2 separate regions of the Homo sapiens genome follow, and region 1 is linked to region 2. Evidence: chromatin loops called from intact Hi-C (ENCODE). Cell type or tissue: ascending aorta. All regions are shown on one strand. Each heading gives the region's core, and the rest is flanking DNA. Links, peaks and the distances in the headings are about the cores only. Region 1 has its middle 78 kb from the start of LINC03041. Region 2 overlaps LINC03041 (long intergenic non-protein coding RNA 3041).

Region 1 (5,379 bases), core at 318-5,317, 75 kb before region 2:
TACAAGCCTACCAGGTGCCTCAACCTTTAACCAGTAGGGTTTTCACTACCATGAAACAAGGGGCAATTCCATGTTCGACACATGCTCGGGAGGCTCTGCTGACTCTCCCAGGCCTTCATGGCCATCATCGTTGGGCATGCAGCCCACCACCCTCCCAGCACAGACACACAGATCCCGACCACACACTCCCAACCAGAAATATCCAAAAATACACTAAGAAAAATCCAATAATACTTACTTGAGGTTCTTAAACTCTTTCTTTGGGGGTAGATAGATACAAGGCAGTAAACCAGCATAGGGAAAGAAAAATAGCAAAAAACAAACAAACCAAAAAAACACCTAATAAAAAAATCCCATAGGAAGGAAATGGAACCCCCCCCCACCCACCCCAAAATGGATCTAAACTGTGTGGTTGCCGGAGCTGCTTTCCTGAAAAGAGGGCCAGAAACTGAGAGCATGGAGCGCTTAGACTGGAATTGTTTTCTAAACAGAATTTTTTAGGGTATATTTTTCACATATATTACCCTTTCTCAAAATGCCCTGGCCAAAAGTAGTAAAAATGCTGTACTATTAAACTTAAGTTAGGGGCCTGTGTTGGCTGAGGGACCCAGCTGGGTTTCTTCTGGCAACCGGAGAAAGAAGGAGGCGGGAAAGTGCCACTGCGCCCTATTACCCTCAGGTGCCCATTTGGTGCCAACTGGGGGATGTTTGATTGAACTTGGCCCCTAGCTAAGAACAGTGGGGGTGGGAGTGGGGGAAAAGTAAGAGACAGTTTAAAAAATAATGAAGGGACATAGGTATGTTGAGAAGAAAAAAAGAAAGAAAAATCACATCTGCATATTTTCTGAATGAGCAAGAGAGGTTATGATTACAGCTTCATTTTGTGTTCCTTGTTAAAAAGAGGCAGGGCCTCCTAGGACTTGGCAGTGGGTGCCTAGAGGTATGGTAAGAAGAGGGTGGAGAATGGCCCAAGTTTTATTCAAAACAGTAGGTTTTAGCTAAAGCCAAGTTGGGCAAAAGAGACATGTTCACAAGTCATCACCAGTTGTGGCCAAAGAAAGGTCACTTTCCATCTTGTGATTTTCCACGGTCCTTGGGGACCAAATTGAAAGCTTTAGGGCTTTGACTTTGTCCTCAGGAAAGTAAACTCAGCTTGAAGTACAAGTTCCTGGTGGCACACTGGGTCACATTGCCACGACGAAAGTCCAGCACACCCTGACTTGCTGGAGGATACCTGAGGAAAGGTCTGTGGTCGGAGCTGAGTGGGTTTATTGATCTTACTGGAAAATGGGCATTTCAGCTTCTCTCCAAGGAACCAGCCCAGACGTGTCAGCAAAGAGTCCCTTTGGACACATTGACCCAAGCTGAAAAATGTATGAAAACACTTCATGTCTACTAAATCTGGTACTGCTAGCTGCATTGTCTGATGGTCCATCCAAGAAGAAAGGGAGGGACTGGGAAGAGTGACCGCCTCTCTCTGCAGTCCTATGTCTGCACCAGAGCCGCCTCACGGGCCTATGGGCAGGCAAGGAAGCTGTCAAGGACCTACCAAGCCTTGGCACAAAGATCGCTGCAGTTGGGAAGAACCTTTAGCTCACAGATGTTTTGCAGCAATGAATGGAACAAAAACAATGTCTGTTAGTGCCACCAGGCCTTGCAGTTGGAATCTGAGTTTGGGCTGCTAGAACATGACCAAAGGAAACAAATGTTTGACCAGACATCTGAGAACATGTGTTTTGTTTTGCTTGTGTAGATGCAGACTGCTGGCCTGAGGTGTCTGCTTTTGGCTGAGAGGCAACATGGAGGCCCGTTGCAGACATGCACCATGCCAAATACAGGCAAAGCCAGCCTAGGGGATTGCACTGGTCTCTGTTTAAATCCCTCAGTAAGATGGGTTTCCCCCTGTTCTATTCCAAGTCTAAACTTACAGTGGTTGAAGAGACGGGACAAAAAAACAGGTGTGGTTTGAACCCTCTGGATTTGAACTCTTTTTTTTCTCTCCTCTTCCTGACTTGGATACCAAAGAAAGAGCCTCAACTCACCACTGCTTGGACCACCCCACAATAGCCCCACTCCTTTTCTGACCAGGACAAGAAAGGGGCTCCTGAGGGAAAGGGTTTCTAATAGATCCATCCTGGGATACCTTGGAGGCACTAAAAAAAGAAAAAGAAAGAAAGAAAACCAATTCTGTTCTGGTGATGTTTATGTGGGCTTTTTAAGAATGTCCAGGCTCCCGTCCAGTGGTGGCTGCTGTTTCTCGGTGGCAGAGATGATGCCTGGTTTATTCTTAGTAAAGTGCTTAGGACGCTGAGCCTGAGGGGCTCTGGAATGGAAAAACAAAACAAAACAAAACAAACCGGAGGCCCGCTCTGCCTGGCTCCTAGAGACACGCAAAGCTGGGCAAAGGAAGGAGATTGAGGTGGGACTGAGACATTGTTGCATTGTGAATGCCCCGGTTCCCCACCTCCTGCCCCCCGAATCATGATTGTTTTATGCGGTTATTTTTCCCTTTGGTGAGGAAAATGGGATGTGGTGTCAATTACTGGGAAAAATATACAAAGTCCTAATGGCTAATCTATTCTTCTAAGTATGTGGAAGGCTACTACACCGAAGAGACTTGATCTAATTGTATAATAAAACTCAAATCATTTCCAGCCAGATCGGACATGCCAGGGCTGCTGCTGCTGCCGCCGCCGCTGCCCTGGGCAAGAGAGAGGTGAGCTGACCCTGGAAATTGCTTGTGGGTAAAATCAGCAGAGGATCTGAAGGCAGTCGGGAATACGGCTGCGGGGAGCAATGAGGGACCATAAAGATGTTGTACTGTAAATAGTATCTTCTTGTTTTATGTGTCTCCGTGGTGGCAGTTGTTTTCTCGGCTAGAACGTCTATGTCAAGAGCCTAACCTTGGAGAAAAATCCACAATACTGCTCCATGATGTTCTCTCCCTTCTTCCCTGGACTCGTCGTTTATAGGTTGTCATTTAAAAAACTCACAGCGCCAAGCGTTTTCACATAATTTGTCTCATTTAATTTCATCCTCCCGACAACCCTCCCAGGAAAATCCAATTATCATTTTACAGATGAAAAATCTAAGGGAGGCTAAGTTGTCCAAAGTTTCATGGCTAAAAGATGATGGTGCCAGGACTCAAACTCAGGCTTTCTAACTCATGTTGGCCTTTTCTGCTCTTCCACAGCTGTCCCAGTTTGGGGCCAGCAGGCCCCCTTTGCAAAGCCCTGTTAAGTGATTTTGGTGTCAGGGCATGGTGGAGACCTGAGGCTTGGGAGCAAGGTGTGTGCAGTGTGGAGCTGGTGGAAACACATTTCCTAAAATTAGCTTTCTCCTTTCAACTCTTTCTGATCTGATCTAAAAACATGAAAAGGCTCACAACCACCCGCTTGCATGTAAATCCAATGACAGCTTCTAAGGCCACCACAAAAGGCAAAGCCTCTGTTTATTTAAGCATTGGGATTTAAAAAAAAAAAAAAAAGAAAAATACATCTGGGAGTAGAAGTCATTGGGTTATAAATGAGCTCTCGCCCCACCAAAGAAAAAAATAATAATTATAATAAAAATAATGGCACCATATTCTCTGATAAACCAGTGCCAGAAAAGCTCTTGGGGATCAAGTTTTGTCAGTCCCCAGCTTTTACCAATTTAAATTCTTGGCAGAGTATTAAAAAAAAAAAAAAAAAGTATAAGGTATTTGAAACTTCAGTCCCTCAGGTACTAAATCTAGCGTTTCCTGGCAATAGATGAATGTTGCTGGAGTGAAAACCTAGCACCACAGGACCATATCTCCACGGCTGTTCGTATTTATACTTAACAGACAAATATGTCATTCTTTCCGGATCCCTTTATGGGGCCAATTTTTTTTTTTCCTAATGTGTTACCCACCTACTTCTGATAAAAACGAAGACCAATGAAGCCCAGGACACAGACTTTGAGTTAGCAGGATGCTCTTTGGTATCAAAAACCATGTTTTCCCCCAGCTGCTTAATTCCCTAAGCCACAGGTATAATAAGGTAGGAACAGGATTCTAGATACACAAACCTCGGTGGAGATTGTGAGCAGGCGCAGGATCGATGTAGCCTGATGACATTCATTCCCTGGTCTCTTCACATGTTCTTGTTCTTTATGAGTTGGTTGTGATCCACAGAGAGAGTTGGAACTGAGATGATTTTGCCAGAACTTGGGTTGGCAGAGGCTGTGTGACTCTTTCTGGGCAGTTAGCAGAAGGACCACTTTTCAGTGTTAAGGTCTACACTCATTCATCAACTATGGATCATTTCTCTATTCGGGGGTCCTGCAGTTCTACTTCATCATAAAGCTTTCTCTAATTGCCTTTCAGAATATCTTTTCTATTCCACTCTTTTTTTTTTTTTTTTTTTTTTTGAGATGGAGTCTCACTCTGTTGCCCAGGCTGGAGTGCAGTGTTGCGATCTCAGCTCACTGCAAGCTCCGCCTCCCGGGTTCACGCCATTCTTCTGCCTCAGCCTCCCGAGTAGCTGGGACTACAGGCACCCACCACTACACCTGGGTAATTTTTATACTTTTAGTAGAGACGGGGTTTCATTGTGTTAGCCAGGATGGTCTCAATCTCCTGACCTCGTGATCCGCCCGCTTCAGCCTCCCAAAGTGCTTGGATTACAGGCATGAGCCACCACGCTTGGCCTATTCTCCTTCTAATTAAGTTTCTTCTCTTTTCTCTCCTCTAACCCCTGCTAATGGCATTAAGCATAGTCTGGAAATATCTCAGATTATTCACCTCCCTGAGTCTACAGACCCCATTTCAACCTTCATCATATAAGAAGGGAAGAGGACAATTGAACACCTACTATCTTTTGGGCTCTGTGCTTACTCCTTACCCACCTTTAAACTTGTATAATGAAACTTACAAGCCTCATGGAGAAAGGAATGGAATTAACATCTTAAGTACTTTGAGACCCTGAAAAACACTGCATAAAATATTGCAATGGGACATGTCCATTTCTTTGTCCAATCTAGAGTTTCATATTTTTGTAAGTAAGTGGAAAATGCATCCTTTAACTTTCAGAAAAATGAGTTTTCAGTAAAAGTGTTAAGATATCTCAACCCTCTGTACTTCATAAAATATTTATACCATAACGTGAGGGACACAGAGATGTCTCAGCAGGAATGGAAAATAACTGGGGTGAGGATTTTCAATAAGAAGTTGCCACGGGAACTTTCCACATATTCTGTGAGTACCACGTAAGCTTTAGCCCACACAGCAGCCTTTCCCTAGCTCAGGCTGATGAGATGCTACTCAGCTGTCTAAGGCAGCCTGAGAACCACAGCATCTTCTCATAACAGCAACAAGGTCGACTTTTCTTTTCGTTCTCCTGCTCCCAAAATAAGGCA
Region 2 (5,379 bases), core at 217-5,216:
AAACCAGACAACAATAGCAAAAACAAAAAACTTTTTAGCGGCCTACTCCTTTTTTCTCTGACATCTTCCGTGGTCTGAAATTCTGTGACGTGCCTGTTTTGTTTTCTACTGAATCTAGTAATGGAGGCAAATAGCAGATTATGTGTTCAGTGAGTGAACAACTTATTGAATTAGGAAGTTGCCTTAGAAGAGAATCTGAAGCTTATCTAACTCAACTTCTTTACTTTACTGAGAAAGTGTTTCTGAGAATGGTGAGATAACATGTACAAGGAAGACCATTAGGAGAGTTGGGGGCTAGGGCCTGGTTTACCTTCAAAATGTTACTTTCTGGCAGGACACGCAGTGGCTCATGCCTGTAATCTGAGCACTTTGGGAGGCCGAAGCAGGCAGATCACCTGAGGTCAGGAGTTTGAGACCAGCCTGGCCAAAATGGTGAAACTCCATCTCTATACTATTAATTAAAATACCACCACCACCACCACCACCAACAACAAAAACTAGCCGGGCGTGGTGGTGCATGCCTATAATCCCAGTTACTCAGAAGGCTAAGGCAGGACAATCTCTTGAAGCCGGGAGGCAGAGGTTACACTGAGCCAAGGTCCCTCTACTGCACTCTAGCCTGGGCGACAGAGCGAGACTCCGCCTCAAAAAAAAAAAAAAAAATGTTAGTTTCTTACTTCCTTTGCCCAGTCACCTAGTCCTGTTTAACCACACCTTGGCTTTACCTCTACGGGAATAAACACTACTGTAATGGACTGAATGTTTCTGCCCTTGAAATTCATATGCTGAAATTCTAACCCCCAACATGATGGCATTAGCAGGTGGGGCCTTCGGGAGGTGATTAGGTCTGAGCAGGGAGCCCTCGTGAGTAGGATTAATGCCCTCAGAAAAGGGAGCCCACGAGTTCACTCACCCCCTTTCTGCCATGTGAGGACACACTGAGAAGTCAGCAGTCTGCAAGTGGAAGAGGGCCCTCACCAGAACTCGGCCATGCCGACACCCCCTTCTCAGACCTGCAGCCTCCAAAACTGTGAGAAATATGTTTCTGTGATATAAACCAAAGATTATATCTTTGGTATTTTGTTACAGCAGCCTGAACTAAGACAAGCACCCTAAATCCTACAGTGAAAGCATGTTTAAAATAAATGCAAAGACTAAAGCTGTGCTATCAAGAAGAGAAGAGACGATTGATTTCTGGTATATTCATAAATGGAATACAATGGAATGAGAATGAATGAACCAAACCTAGAGGCATAGAAACTGTCAAATCACAAACACATAACGTTGGCTAAAAACAGCAAGTCCCAAAAGAATACATACCTGGTGATGGCATTTATATGGAGTTTAAAAGATAAGCAGGACTAAGTGATATATGGTTAGTGGATATGTGGTCAAACTGTGATACAAAATAGGAATAAAGAATATTGTTTTAAAAAATAAAAGCACCATTCAGATAGTGGTTCCTTGCCATGTATTCAGGTGATGGGAAGGGAAGGGCCCAGCGTGAGGAAGAGACCCTGGATGGAGTGGAGGGTGATGATGTTATTTATCGTTAACTGGGTGGAAGTTTCATGGCTCTCCATTTACTTCTCATGCTTCATAGTTTGTAAGTTTATATTTAGAAAATAATTGATAAGTTGAAAAAAAACTAAAACCAACATGATTTCACCTTTGCCCAAATACAACCCGTCTTGGGAAGAAGAGCTTCTTCCCCCTTCTTCACGGAGGCCTCAAAGAGCTTCACCCCAGCTGCCCATTCACTTTTCCTATTTCTGCTGAGGGAAGACCAATACTTATTTTCATCTTCAGGTCTACCAAATGAGAAACTGAGGCATAGTATGAGGTGAGTCTCTGGAACCCAGAACAACTCTCAAGGGGCGAATGCTCCTTTATATCTCAGTGGATTCATTCGCTCATGACATTTACATATAATGACTACCTGCAGAAAAGGCCTAACGAAATAGTGTCAGTTTCTAAGGCAGGCAACCGTGTCAAAAGCCCGATCATCTTTGTGCCCAGGCTTTTGTTCTCTGACTGTGCTGGGGACAACCACATAAGCCACGTATCCTGATACTACTCTGCATGTGTTCATTTCTGAGTCTCTTAGGAGACTCTGTCACATACATGACCTCATTTGATTCTCCCCATGACACGGTGTGGAAGACACACAGCAGATATTTTAGTTCTCGTTTCAAGAATGCTGTTTCCTATATATTTTGATGCCTTTCTTCCAGCTGTCGACACCCATTTAATGCTGACAGAATAGAATCCCTGCAGCCCATTCCTGAGCCAGGTCAACACTGTACAAAAAACAGTATTTGGAAGATGACTTTGGGGGCATTGGGCAGGGCCCCCAAGCAAAAATAACCTCCTTACTGGTCCTTCCACTATTAGCAAACTATTCTTTGCTATCGTCAAGGCTTTTTCACCTTTTACAATCCCTTATTAAAATGCAAATACTCCTGAGTGTATCCGCATTAAAAAAAAAAAAAAAAAACAACCCTGAATGATCTTCATTAACTGAAAGTGGGTGGGAGATGGAAGCCGGCACCAGGGCAGGAGTGGGCACCAGTGAAGGGAAGGGGAATGAATGAAGAAGGAAGAGGAGACAAAGAAGCCCAAAGGCAAATCATGCCAACATCACCGTTTGGTACAGGGCGTCCTTGCCCTATTTTTCTGCCCAACCTCATTTACTGCACGCTCTCACCTGACTTCAGCCCCTAGACTTGCTACTGGCACAGGGTGGCCTGAGATGGCCAGTCGATGTCCCTCTGATGGTTTGCCACATGCTGATGTTCCCATCCTTGAGCAATTCTGCTCTGTTCGTGGCGGGAGTTCCCACTCTAAGGGTTTCCGGATCATTTGTGTTGCTAGTCTCCCTGGGCCACACTTCTGTTTCGGGAGAGAGTTTTTGCACTGGGCTCCTTCTGACGCGTCAGGCTGAAAAGTGAATTTGAGCCAAGAGTTCTGTTGTTTCATTTCAGTTATTTATGAGAAGCTGGTATTTTCTGCTCACAAAGAAAATATGAAATTTCAAAACCTAAACATTATCAAGCTATTAGGATACTGGTGAGAAAATAGAAATTGCAAAGTATTTCTCAAACAGTCTGAGTAATTTTCCTTCACTATTTTTTCCCCAGGAGTAATAACAAATAGAAATACTACTTGTCTTTTGGAATCTTTTTTTGCTGAAAAGTGTGAAGCGATTCCAGAGATATTCTGAACAGAGGGACCCCATCAGCATGCAGTCCTATAGGAGAATGCAACCTGTCTGCACCTTCTTCCCAAGGGGGCCAGTGAATGAATGAACGAAAGAATAAATGAATGAACAAACCATTCAGCTACACACACTTAATTTTACAGAGCAAATGCCTACTAGTCATGCGTTACTATCCTAGCTTGAGGCCCAATTATTTCTCTATCTAAATAATGTGGGTGTTTTCCTTGATCATAAATGAAACGTGCTCATTATAAAATGCTTAGAAGATACAGAAAAGTATAAAGAAGAAAATAAAAGTCATCCATAATCCTACCCCACAAAAAAGTCTTATTAATATTGAGGTTTATATCATACACGTGTTCCTCTGAGCTCATAAACATTACATGGCTGAGATCTTGTGTATATACAACTGGTATCTGTATTAGACAGAATTCTAAGATGATCCCGGAATCCACATGGCTTTACGTAATCCCTTCCCCCTTGAATGTGGGCAGGTGGGACCTGTGACTATTATGGGCCATCGCTTTCATGATTTGGTTATGTTCCATGGCAAGACTTTAAGGGTGGGAGATGATCCTGGGTTGGTCTGGCCTGTTCAGGTGAGTCTTGACAGAGATTAGGCTTTTCCTGGAGACAGATACGAAGCATGAGAGGGACTTGAAACAAGGGAGAGTCTCCTTTGGTGACTGTGAAGATAGAGAGCCCAACATGGCAAAGAATGCTAGAAGCCTCCAGAACCTGAGAGCAACCCCTAGTTGACACCCAGCAAGGAAAATAGGGACCTTGGGCCTGCAACCACAGGAACTCAATCCTACCAAAAATATGAATGAGCTTGAAAGAAGACCCCAGCTCTAGATGAGAACACAGCCTGGCCAACACCTTAATTTTGGTCTTATGAGACCCTGGGCAGAAAACCCAAACAAGACTGCTGGGGTTTTGGACCTACAGAACCATGAGATAGTAAATGGGTGTTGCCGTAAGTGGCTAAACTTACAATAATTTGTTATGCAGCAATAGAAAATAATATAGTGTTCTATTTTTTCACTTTACATTACAACTTGAACTTTGTCTCCTATTAATGTTAACTAAAAATTTAATGTCTATGTCTAATATATGTGTTTGGATTATAATCAATGTAATGAGTCTGAATGATTGGGCATTTAAATGTAGCCATTATTTGTGTTAGGGATTTGTTATTTGGAAGTTGTGTTGTTTTGTTATTTGTGTTTGTTTTGACTCCTGTGGTCACATGAAAGAAAGATGAAACATCTTTCTCAACAACTGCTGTGCTATAACCCCTGAGAGAGAGAGAAAATGTACTTCTGAAAGGTTATTTTGCTTATTTAAAGGAGATTATGGTACTTTGTGAGAGAGCTTTGTGTTTCAAAAACAGAGGCCCTTGACACCTATAGACTACATCGTCCAAGGAAGAGGATGAATGATGTGGGCTGCAGACGTTTAACAGATGGGCTCCTCCCTGGCTAAATGACTCCCCAAGACTGGGGAAAGAAATAAGACTTGAACTGTGACCTATGGTGGAGATATGGCCCTATCTGAGCCCGATGCTCTGGGTGACCTCAGATGGGCACTGCTACGTGGCTGTCTATGTGGCTGACACCACACACTATGGCTAGAGAGGTTCTGCCAACCCAGCTGGGGTAGAGGAATTCAGAGTTCTTCTCACCACCCTTGGCTAGTGTCAACTTCTATCAGATTTCATTTCACTTTAGAAAATATGGAAATGTGGCATTTCATACATTCCTGGGATGTGGAACGTTCCTACCTGTTTCGTAAGTAGTACTATGATATATAATTCTACAGAAATATGTCACCATTTTTATCATTATTTTAATAGATTTCTAGCAATAGGTCAAAAGATATACACATTTTAAGGTTCTTTATATAAATGATAAAATTAGCAGATTCCTAGACCTGTAAGCAAAAGTATATATAAGACGCTAGATTCATCATAAAGTCTCCCTTTGGCCTCTGCCCCCAAACCATCCCAACATACCAACTCCTAAACATCCAAGGCCCACGGGAGCACATCCAGGCACTGGCTGGGCCCTCATCAAGGAAACCAGCAGTGTGCAGGCTACACTGCATAACTGCGGGGACAGGCAGGGCCTGGACACATACACACCAGCTCCACCACCCAC

The links. Hi-C counts contacts between places; a loop is a spot of excess contacts. Peaks named below come from ENCODE experiments on the same cell type or tissue, not always from the same donor. Only the 100,000 strongest peaks of a DNase experiment are listed, where the experiment ranks them.
Region 1: a loop joins it to region 2, with 2.3 times the contacts of the local background. A loop is called at or near these places in 4 of 110 quality-filtered maps.

Annotation. Positions count from the first base shown.
Region 1 is chr9:16,195,476-16,200,854 of GRCh38, forward strand. No RefSeq gene overlaps it. Among named protein-coding and RNA genes, the nearest start is that of LINC03041, 78 kb to the right of the region's middle. In ascending aorta, for the core only: no CTCF peak of the experiment used is centred there; a DNase peak (open chromatin) is centred at 2,257; H3K4me3 peaks cover 777 bases; H3K27ac peaks cover 3,388 bases.
Region 2 is chr9:16,270,099-16,275,477 of GRCh38, forward strand. The region is part of intron 1 of LINC03041 (long intergenic non-protein coding RNA 3041); the gene reads right to left. It overlaps LOC124902124 (a long non-coding RNA gene), which reads left to right. Exons shown (of 2, transcript XR_007061424.1): 2 at 3,141-3,336. Among named protein-coding and RNA genes, the nearest start is that of LINC03041, 3.5 kb to the right of the region's middle. In ascending aorta, for the core only: no CTCF peak of the experiment used is centred there; a DNase peak (open chromatin) is centred at 2,823; H3K27ac peaks cover 1,197 bases.